2 separate regions of the Homo sapiens genome follow, and region 1 is linked to region 2. The links are chromatin loops, found by intact Hi-C in ENCODE. Cell type or tissue: PC-3. All regions are shown on one strand. Links, peaks and the distances in the headings refer to the core of each region. The heading gives the core; the rest is flanking DNA.

Region 1 (4,366 bases), core at 68-4,067, 320 kb after region 2:
ACAGTGTAATAGTCCACAATTCACTGCCTTGTATGACCCAGTGCAAATGAGGAAATCTAGATGACTTAATTTACTTTCATCAGGGTACATAACAATCCCTGTTTTACTATTTTTTTTTTTTTTAGTCCAAAGGCGGGTCATATAGATACACACTTACTTGGAAGTCTCCTCTCAAGGGGGTTGCTCTCTGTCATATCACAATACTTTGAAAAAATTCTGGCATTTTGTGCAGCCTCTTCACTCCAACTCTGTAGTGGAAAGAAAAAAAAAGCACATGTTCCAATTAATATTTTCATAAGATTCTAATTTATTGTTTTTAATAATCCACGAGATATAATATCTTCAATTGTATCAACTAGAAATTTAAATAATGAGATTACTATTAAACGTTCTAGTAGAAAGAGAAAGACAACAATTTCAATTTATTATGTTGGCCCTTGAATTCACAAATTCAAAACTTGGTAATTACATTCAGAGATAGATTCTCTCTCAGATGTAGTAGAGAATTTAAGTAAATGCTTCCAGGGAAACAGACCAGAGTTACTTAGTAATTTATTTGTAGTTTAAACTCAGACATGTTATTTTATCTCTTTGAATCTCAGTTTATCCATCTGGAAACTGTTACCTGTAATTTATGCCCAAAGGTTTGTTCAAATGTGATATTCCAAGGAATACAACTGAGATGTGACAAATCTTCTGTATTGAATAAATGCTGGCTGTGATTAGAAGCAAGTATAGAGTCATATTTCCATCTAAAATTATGAATAACAAAAATAAAAGCTAACACCACATGCCAGAATCTGTCACCAATTCTGTGTGTATCTTCTCTCACTTTAACCTCATGGCAACTCTACAAAAAAAAAATATTATATCCATTTGTAAATAAGGGAAATAAGGCACAGAGATGTTAAGTAACTTTTCGGGGTCACACTATAAATAACTGACAAAATAAGAATTTGAATCCACTTAGGATGGCTTCAGAGTATGTGTTCTTGACTCTCAGTGTGCATCAACTGTGCTGAGTTGAAGCATTTGGTCAGGTATGACTAAGTAACAGCTGTTCTCCCAATGCAGAAAGGGAGAAATTCTGCATCTGTAAGTATGACACTCTGTGATAAATGATCTCCCTAACAGTCTCCTATCATTGTGGTGTATATGAAACTGCCCAATTTTTACAAAGAACTGAGCCTATGAACATTTGTCTTATCTGAGTTCCTTTGTCAGGAAACCCACCATCGGGCCCCGCAGGTGGTAGCAGGGAACTGAGGCTTTCCTGATCACCACACCTGGTCAAGGAGACACAGCTGCTGCCTGTTGACCAAATCCTCTTCCTTGTCCCTCTTGTTTTCTGTCCCTCCTATATAAACTTTTAACTTTGGTTGGTTAGGGAGAGGGAGGGATTTGACAGTCAGGCTGACATCACCCTCATGAAAGCCTTTCTTCCCAGGCAATGGGCAATACTCATTTTTGTGCTGCAAGCAACTAGACCTTGGCTGAACCCCTGGTGTTCAGCAGCATATACATCCATTTAAAAGAATACCCTTATATGTGCATATAACAGATTGCCAACAGAAGTCATAGAGTTTGTTTTTACTATAAGTTTTTATGTAAATCATTCAGCTACTGTTTAGACTGTTTGGAGGACACTCATTTTCAGTGTCGTCCTGAGCATGTAGTTTAATTATAATATGTATTTGCTGCCATCTTGTGGTCAATGTTTAGAATTACCCTTGGGGTTGATGAATTTACTAAACCGTGAGATGAATTAAATAACTTATTAGCCTAGCACTGGGTAAAACCATGGTTTTGTAGGTTTTGATAGTTTCAAACAAAAAAAAATATTTTAGTCATGGCTATGTCTAACTGATAAGCAGAGAGGACACAACACATCTACCAGTGTATAGCCTCTCTGGGCTGGGGGAATACCATGGCATTCACTACTAAGAACAAAAAACCAAACACCGCATATTCTCACTCATAGGTGGGAATTGAACAATGAGAACACATGGACACAGGAAGGGGAACATCACACTCTGGGGACAGTTGTGGGGTGGGGGGAGGGGGAGGGATAGCATTAGAAGATATACCTAATGCTAAATGACGAGTTAATGGGTGCAGCACACCAGCATGGCACATGTATACATATGTAACTAACCTGCACATTGTGCACATGTACCCTAAAACTTAAAGTATAATAATAATAAAATAAAATAAAAAAAGAAAACTTACCGGAACTGGAACTTATCTGGTTAAAATATAGCAGGATGTTTGCACTTTGAAGATGATGTATAGGACATTACCTCTGATTAATGTTGGTGAGATACTCCTTTTTTGAGACATATTCAAAATTAAAATTAAAGTTTGTATTTATGATCGTACCAAAGCTCTGAATTCCAGCTTTAACAAGTGACTCTACTTAGGTTCTAATATTGTGTTCAGAAACTTTTTTTTTTAAAGAAAATCTCTGCCTGGTAATTGTGGTTAACTCTTCAGTCCTATTGTTCCTTAAATTTGCTGTTGCTACTTCTAATCCTATACATGTCCTATGCATTGTTTGTGGAGCAGCTGAACTCTCGTATTTCCTTTGAAATATTTCTCAGTTTTACTGGTACACTTACTTTTATCGTCTTCTTGATATTTCATATCTTTTTGTGTTAGTACTTGAATATATGTATTCTTGTATTTTTCCAGTGTTTTTTCTGTATTTGCCTTTCATCTCCAATCTGAAATCGGAGGCTATATTTTTTACTTTTCTTTAACTCTGTTTGTACCTCCTAGGTAAACTTATTTGCTCATCTGGCAACCAAGGAATTTGGACTCTACTTCTCCAGCTCCTCAGATCTGGCCCACTTGCATTTTAATCTGGGCCCCAGTCCTTAAGATTTTGAATAAGCTACTCAATTTTTCTTAGGTTCAGTGTCATAATATGTAAAATGAAGACAATTTTATTGGGAGAAGGAAGTGAGTTAATGTAACAAGGTATTAGAAAAATGCCTGTAAATAATAAACACATGTATGTTGGCTACAACACCATGCAGGAATGCCTATGAAAGCTATTGATTTTTATTTTTAGTTCAAATACCCCTTTGGATTTTAAAGTGATTAAGAGATAAATCTCAAAATCATTTATGTATTTCCTTGTTTCATCCTCTTCATCATTTGCAAGAGAAAGGTGCTCCTTAGAATCACCCTCCAGAGCCTGCACTATTTCTAACCCTTGTTGCTACAGGCCGGTCCAGGGTTCAAGGAAGCAGGCTGAGGGTGCTCATGAAACTGAGTGATACTGCTGGATAACAAATGTGAGGGTAATCACCTAAACACCTGAGACTTCCCTAAATTTGTCTTGTAGCAGAGCATAGCAGGTTTATAATGAAATAATTTCTCTTCCTATTTATGGGATGCAATGAAACTGGGGGATAAATTTGCCAATATTTATTTACCTGGCCACATCAACTAACTAGATATCTGGATATTTTAATTCTAGGAAGAGTGTCTTAGCCTCTGGACTACTGCCCAATGAAGACAGCTATGAAATGCATGGATAACTTGTTAATCAATATTTGTCGTGTGTACTGGCAGCATCAGCATCAGCTGGGAGCTTGTGGTGGTCTCCAGGTCAGACCTCATGAATCAGGATATCAGAGAGTGAGACCCAGGAAAGTGTGCTTTACTAAGTTCTTCAGGTGATTCTTGAGTACATTAAAGGTTGAGAAGCACTGTCTTAGGGTGTGGAGGAATGAAGCTAGACTGGCTGAGCTCTGTCATTGACTAACCATATAATCATCAGAAAGTTACTTACCTTCTCTGGACCTCTGTTTCTTCTGCTATGTAAAAGATTTGTTGTGAAGATAAAACTTTTAGCACTTTGAAAGTGCATAGAACTTAATAAAACTCAGTAAACACCATTACTATTATTGCAATCATGGTTGTTGCTATTTTTTGATCTTACCATCTTCAGCATGTTGCTGGCTGGTGGAACTACTCTTCTCCTGAGGGCGTTGTGTATATTAACGATCTCTTCTTGTACATTTGGCAAGTCGGTGACGAGCTTATTAAATTGGTCTCTAGCTGATTTCTTCTGTTACCAGAAAAATATTAATTAGTGTTACTTCTTTTAAGTGGAATTTGTCACATATATTTTGCAGACCTATAGGTAATGCAAATTTATAGTTTATATTAAACAGTGATTTATAGCATTTTTGAATTTATAATGTCTCATTATATTGGATTCCATTTCTCCAGTACTAATTTTGAGGATTTCTCAACGTCAGGCTGACATCACATTAGTCTTCAGAATAATGCACTTGTTATCCTGTTATTAGGGTTTTTCCAGGTTCATACTTTGGACCATGTTGAAGCACTTTTT
Region 2 (4,366 bases), core at 237-4,236:
ATGTACCAAAAAGAAGCCAGAAACTGCATATTGCATAATCCTGTTTCTATAAAGTTTAAAACCAGGCAAAATGAATCTATATCTGTAGAAGTCAGGAAGTAATTACCCTTCAGAAGGATAGTAAGTAAAACTGGACATGAAATGGCTTCTGGATTTCCAGTAATATTCTGATTCTTGACTTGGGTGGGTTACAAAGGTGTGTTCACTTTGTAACACTTTGTTACACAGCTGTGTTCCACTTGGTAACACAAGTATGTTCCCTCCAGCCCTGACTTAGCCAGGCCCTTCCCTGCTGGGCTCAGTCTTTCCATAGGCAAATCTGCATGACTAACCACCTCCTCCTCGCCCCCTGTGAGTCAGGGCCTAGAGCATATGATTATCAAGCTATATAATTATGATATATCTACTTTTCTGTATGCAAGTTGTACTGCAATAAGGAATATTCGTTAATAAAAAACAGGCCTGAAATCTGGAAAAAAAATGCATATTTCCATTACATAAAAATCCCACTTTTTAAAATTTATATTGGTATAATATAAAAGTATGCAAAGATTTGTATAAAAGGATGTTTATTACAGCATTGTGTGTAAAGGTGAAAAAACCTAAATATTTTAAGTAATTCACTGGTTAAATATAGTACAAGCATTCGATGAAATTTTATGGAGTACTAGAAAACTAGGTTTGGTGATACAGAAAAGATGTACATAATAACACTAAATGCAAAAACAATTACAGAAAATATGTGTAATCCATTTGAAATTCAACTGTGAAGGTAAAGAGGGGGCAAGTATGTAGGTAAATAGTTTTGAAGACAGTTTAATAGGTTTTATTAAAGGTAAAAGTTGGTAAATGGTGGCACGTATTTTATGGTGTGGCTATGGTTAGATATAATGATAAAGGGAGTCAGTACAGGCAACATGCTCAGCTTCCTGAGACGTGTGTTTCTCTGTTTGGGATAAATCTTGACTAGGTTTTGTAAGCATCTGTATATTTTAGCAAGAATGAGTATTCAGTCTGCCTAAGAATCACTGAAGAGACATAGAGGGGAATAACTGAAAATTCAACTGCTCAAACTTTGGGAGCAAGAGAGGGAAGTGCAATTGTGGGGAACATTTATACAGCCTCTAAAATAGAATCTCATTTAATAATACAAGATTTGATTCTGTTAATTTTGCATTTTTTTAGTCACTAAGTTTTGTTCAGTGATTTGAATTTTCAGAAAGAACATGAGATAAATATATATTAAATTTCCTTAAGCTGTCCTTGATACACCTCAAATTTTGTATCCTTTTTCTAACCTCAATAAATACTAGGGGCAAGGAAAAAATGACAATGAAAGTAAAAGGTAGCAGATGGAGTAACAAAACATGGAGTACAAATATTATTTCTTCCTTCTTGCCTGAAATGGTTGGATTAAAATTATTTGTTTCAGTGGGGAAAATGAAGATAGTAGAAACATAAAATACATATTTTTTTTTCTACATCAGTGTGGCTAGTTAACATTTCCTAAGCTTCTCATAGCCCAGGGTTCTCAATCCAAGCTCCAACAATAAAACCTAATCATTAATAACACTTTGCTTTTTCTGATCTTGGCCCTGAAGGATGGAATAAAAGAAGGAAGATAGTCATTCCTAGTGTCTCCTTTTTTCCTTACCCCCTCCCACCTCAGTAGTTCTAGTGTCATATGTGTTCCCAGGACTGTCCCAATTTTGTTCACCACTTGAGGAAATTTTTTCCTTGAGACAACTTGTTCACTTCTTAATCTTGCTCTAGTGACTTAAAAAATTACAAAACGCATAGCTAATGTCTGAATTTTCCTCTTACTAATTTATGTGCAATTTTCCCTTCCACCAACAGGTGTATGTGTTTCCAAGGCAAAATATGCTTTAGGTTTTAAACACTGTTTGTTACAAGACATTGCTTATGATAGGACTATGAGACATTCAGTTAATACTATGTAGTTATTGCAGTGAACACTAGATGTCAGATTTTACTTCTAGATTATTTCCCAATAGAGGGCGCACTTGAATTGTTTCTAAACATTTCATTAGAATTTTTGCCGCATTTTGAACTATTTCCTTTCAGCAGATTCCTATAAGCTTAACTACTATATCAAAGGATATGAACATTTTTAAATCTAAACATATAATGTGTAACATTTGTTTCAAATGATTGTGCCAACCTATCCCATTTGACCTCACTGTCCCAGAGCTGAGTAGTTCTTTTTTCTTTTTCTTTCTTTTCTTTTTTTTTTTTTTTTTTGTTGTTGTTGTTGTTGGTTTGTTTCTTTTTTAAGGCAGAATCTCGCTCTGTCGCCAGGCTGGAGTACAGTGGCGCGATCTTGGCTCACTGCAATCTCCACCTCCCGGGTTCAAGCAATTCTCCTGCCTCAGCCTCCCAAGTAGCTGGGATTACAGGCATGGACCACCACACCCAGCTGATTTTTGTAGTTTTAGTAAAGACGGGGTTTCACCATGTTGGTCAGGATAGTCTCGATCTCCTGACCTCGTGATCCACTCGCCTTGGCCTCCCAAAGTGCTGGGATTACAGGCGTGAGCCACCACACCTGGCCAAGCAATTGTTTTACATTGTAAGTGATGGATAACAAGATCTTGCTAATTTGATTGGGAGGGGAGCACTTATGTTTACTGGAATTTATGGGTCTTCGATTTTTAGCAAGATTATTGTCATCATTTTTAATACTCTTTTGCAATGATACAAATTATTTCTGTATACCTGCTAGATTCTTGCTGTATTTTTAAACCATTAACTACAAGAGACTGTTTACCTATTGAGAATATAAGGCCCTTTGTTATTTGCTGCAAAAATTTCAGACTTTTATTCATGTAATAGACTAATATTCATGTAATAGAATATTAGATATGATGCTTTTAAATCTTTTAAATATTTGACATTTCTATTCTATCAATCTTTTACTTTTATTTTTACATTGCTTTATTTTAAAATTTAAAAAGTTATTTTAAAATGTCATGAAATAAATCTTTATTACAAAAATTGAAATTGAACAGTATATAACTACATACATATAAAGTATACAGTGAGTTTCTAGTCTCTCATCTCTCATGCCTGCTACTTTCCAAGAATAACAATTGTTAATAGTTTATATATCCATCCAGAATTCTCTCCATATGTGTTTGTGTGTGCATATTACATAATAAAAACACATAAATATACTTTGTCACTTATAAAGTGGAATCACATCGTATATTGCTTTGCAACTTAGTTTTCAACTCAACAATATAGCTTGAGTATCTTTTCATGTTAGTTCATACAGATTTTTCTTATTTTATTTTAGATTCAGGAGCTACATATGCTTGTTTGTTACATGGGTATATTGCATACTGGGGAGGATTGAGCTTCCAATGTACCCAAAACCCAAATAGTGAACATTTTATCTAATAGGTAAATTTTCAACATTATCCCTCCTCACATTCTCCCCACTTTTGGATCCCCATATCAATTTTTCTTTCTTTTCCTCTTTTTTTTTTTTTTTTTTTTTTTTTGAAACAGAGTCTTGCTCTGGCGCCAGGCTGGAGTGCAGTAGCACGATTTCAGCTCACTGCAACCTCCGCCTCCCGGATTCTCCTGCCTCAGCCTCCCGAGTAGCTGGAATTACAGGCATGTGCCACCATGCCCGGCTAATTTTGTATTTTTAGTAGAGACAGGGTTTCACCATGTTGGCCAGGATGGTCTGGAACTCCTGAGCTCATGATCCGCCCACCTCAGCCTCCCAAAGTGCTGGGATTACAGTCATGAGCCATTGCCCCCTGCCTCTTTTTTTAATGATTATGCTAAAAATTGTATTCCACTCAAGATTCAGTGACTTAAGTCTTGTTCTAAAAATCTAATTGTTTGATTTTTTTTGCTTTTCATTATTATATGTAAATTTAGTGGTTTGAAGTTTTGTGTTTAATTAAATACATAAGAAATGTATTTTGGTTTGTGATGTGAACTGGTCTAATTTTATTTATTAACTATTAAGAAGTTTTCCAAGCAATATTTATAAATAAGAGACATGAGCCTTTTTAATAGCAATGACTTAAGTATTAACATATGTGTTCAAGTCACAAATGAGTTCATCATAATTAGTTCTTACCTATTTATTAAAAGATATCCAAGGTCTTATACTGAAGCGGTTCTACTTTGCCTTACTTGCTGGTTTTATTGGTAAAAGTAGAAAAATGATGTTTCTTTTAAAGTGTTCTATTATTTGTGGAAATATCTTCTTTTGAATAGGACACTCAACATTATGTTTATCTTTATTATATGTCAATTGTATGGGGAAAATACAAGTTTTTTTAATTTTTGACTTTCTGGGGCTAGATAAGTTTATTCTAGAGTTCAC

Evidence for each region. Hi-C counts contacts between places; a loop is a spot of excess contacts. Peaks named below come from ENCODE experiments on the same cell type or tissue, not always from the same donor. Only the 100,000 strongest peaks of a DNase experiment are listed, where the experiment ranks them.
Region 1: it touches region 2 in a loop (12-fold over the local background); 70 of 110 quality-filtered maps call a loop at or near these places.

Annotation. Positions count from the first base shown.
Region 1 is chr6:49,848,052-49,852,417 of GRCh38, forward strand. CRISP1 (cysteine rich secretory protein 1) reads right to left here. Exons shown (of 8, transcript NM_001131.3): 3 at 3,950-4,078; 4 at 158-248. Among named protein-coding and RNA genes, the nearest start is that of CRISP1, 16 kb to the right of the region's middle. In PC-3, for the core only: a CTCF peak has its summit at 1,710 (motif pointing left); a DNase peak (open chromatin) is centred at 1,700.
Region 2 is chr6:49,530,305-49,534,670 of GRCh38, forward strand. No RefSeq gene overlaps it. Among named protein-coding and RNA genes, the nearest start is that of C6orf141, 18 kb to the right of the region's middle. In PC-3, for the core only: a CTCF peak has its summit at 1,977 (motif pointing right); DNase peaks (open chromatin) are centred at 307 and 1,937; H3K4me3 peaks cover 794 bases; H3K27ac peaks cover 376 bases.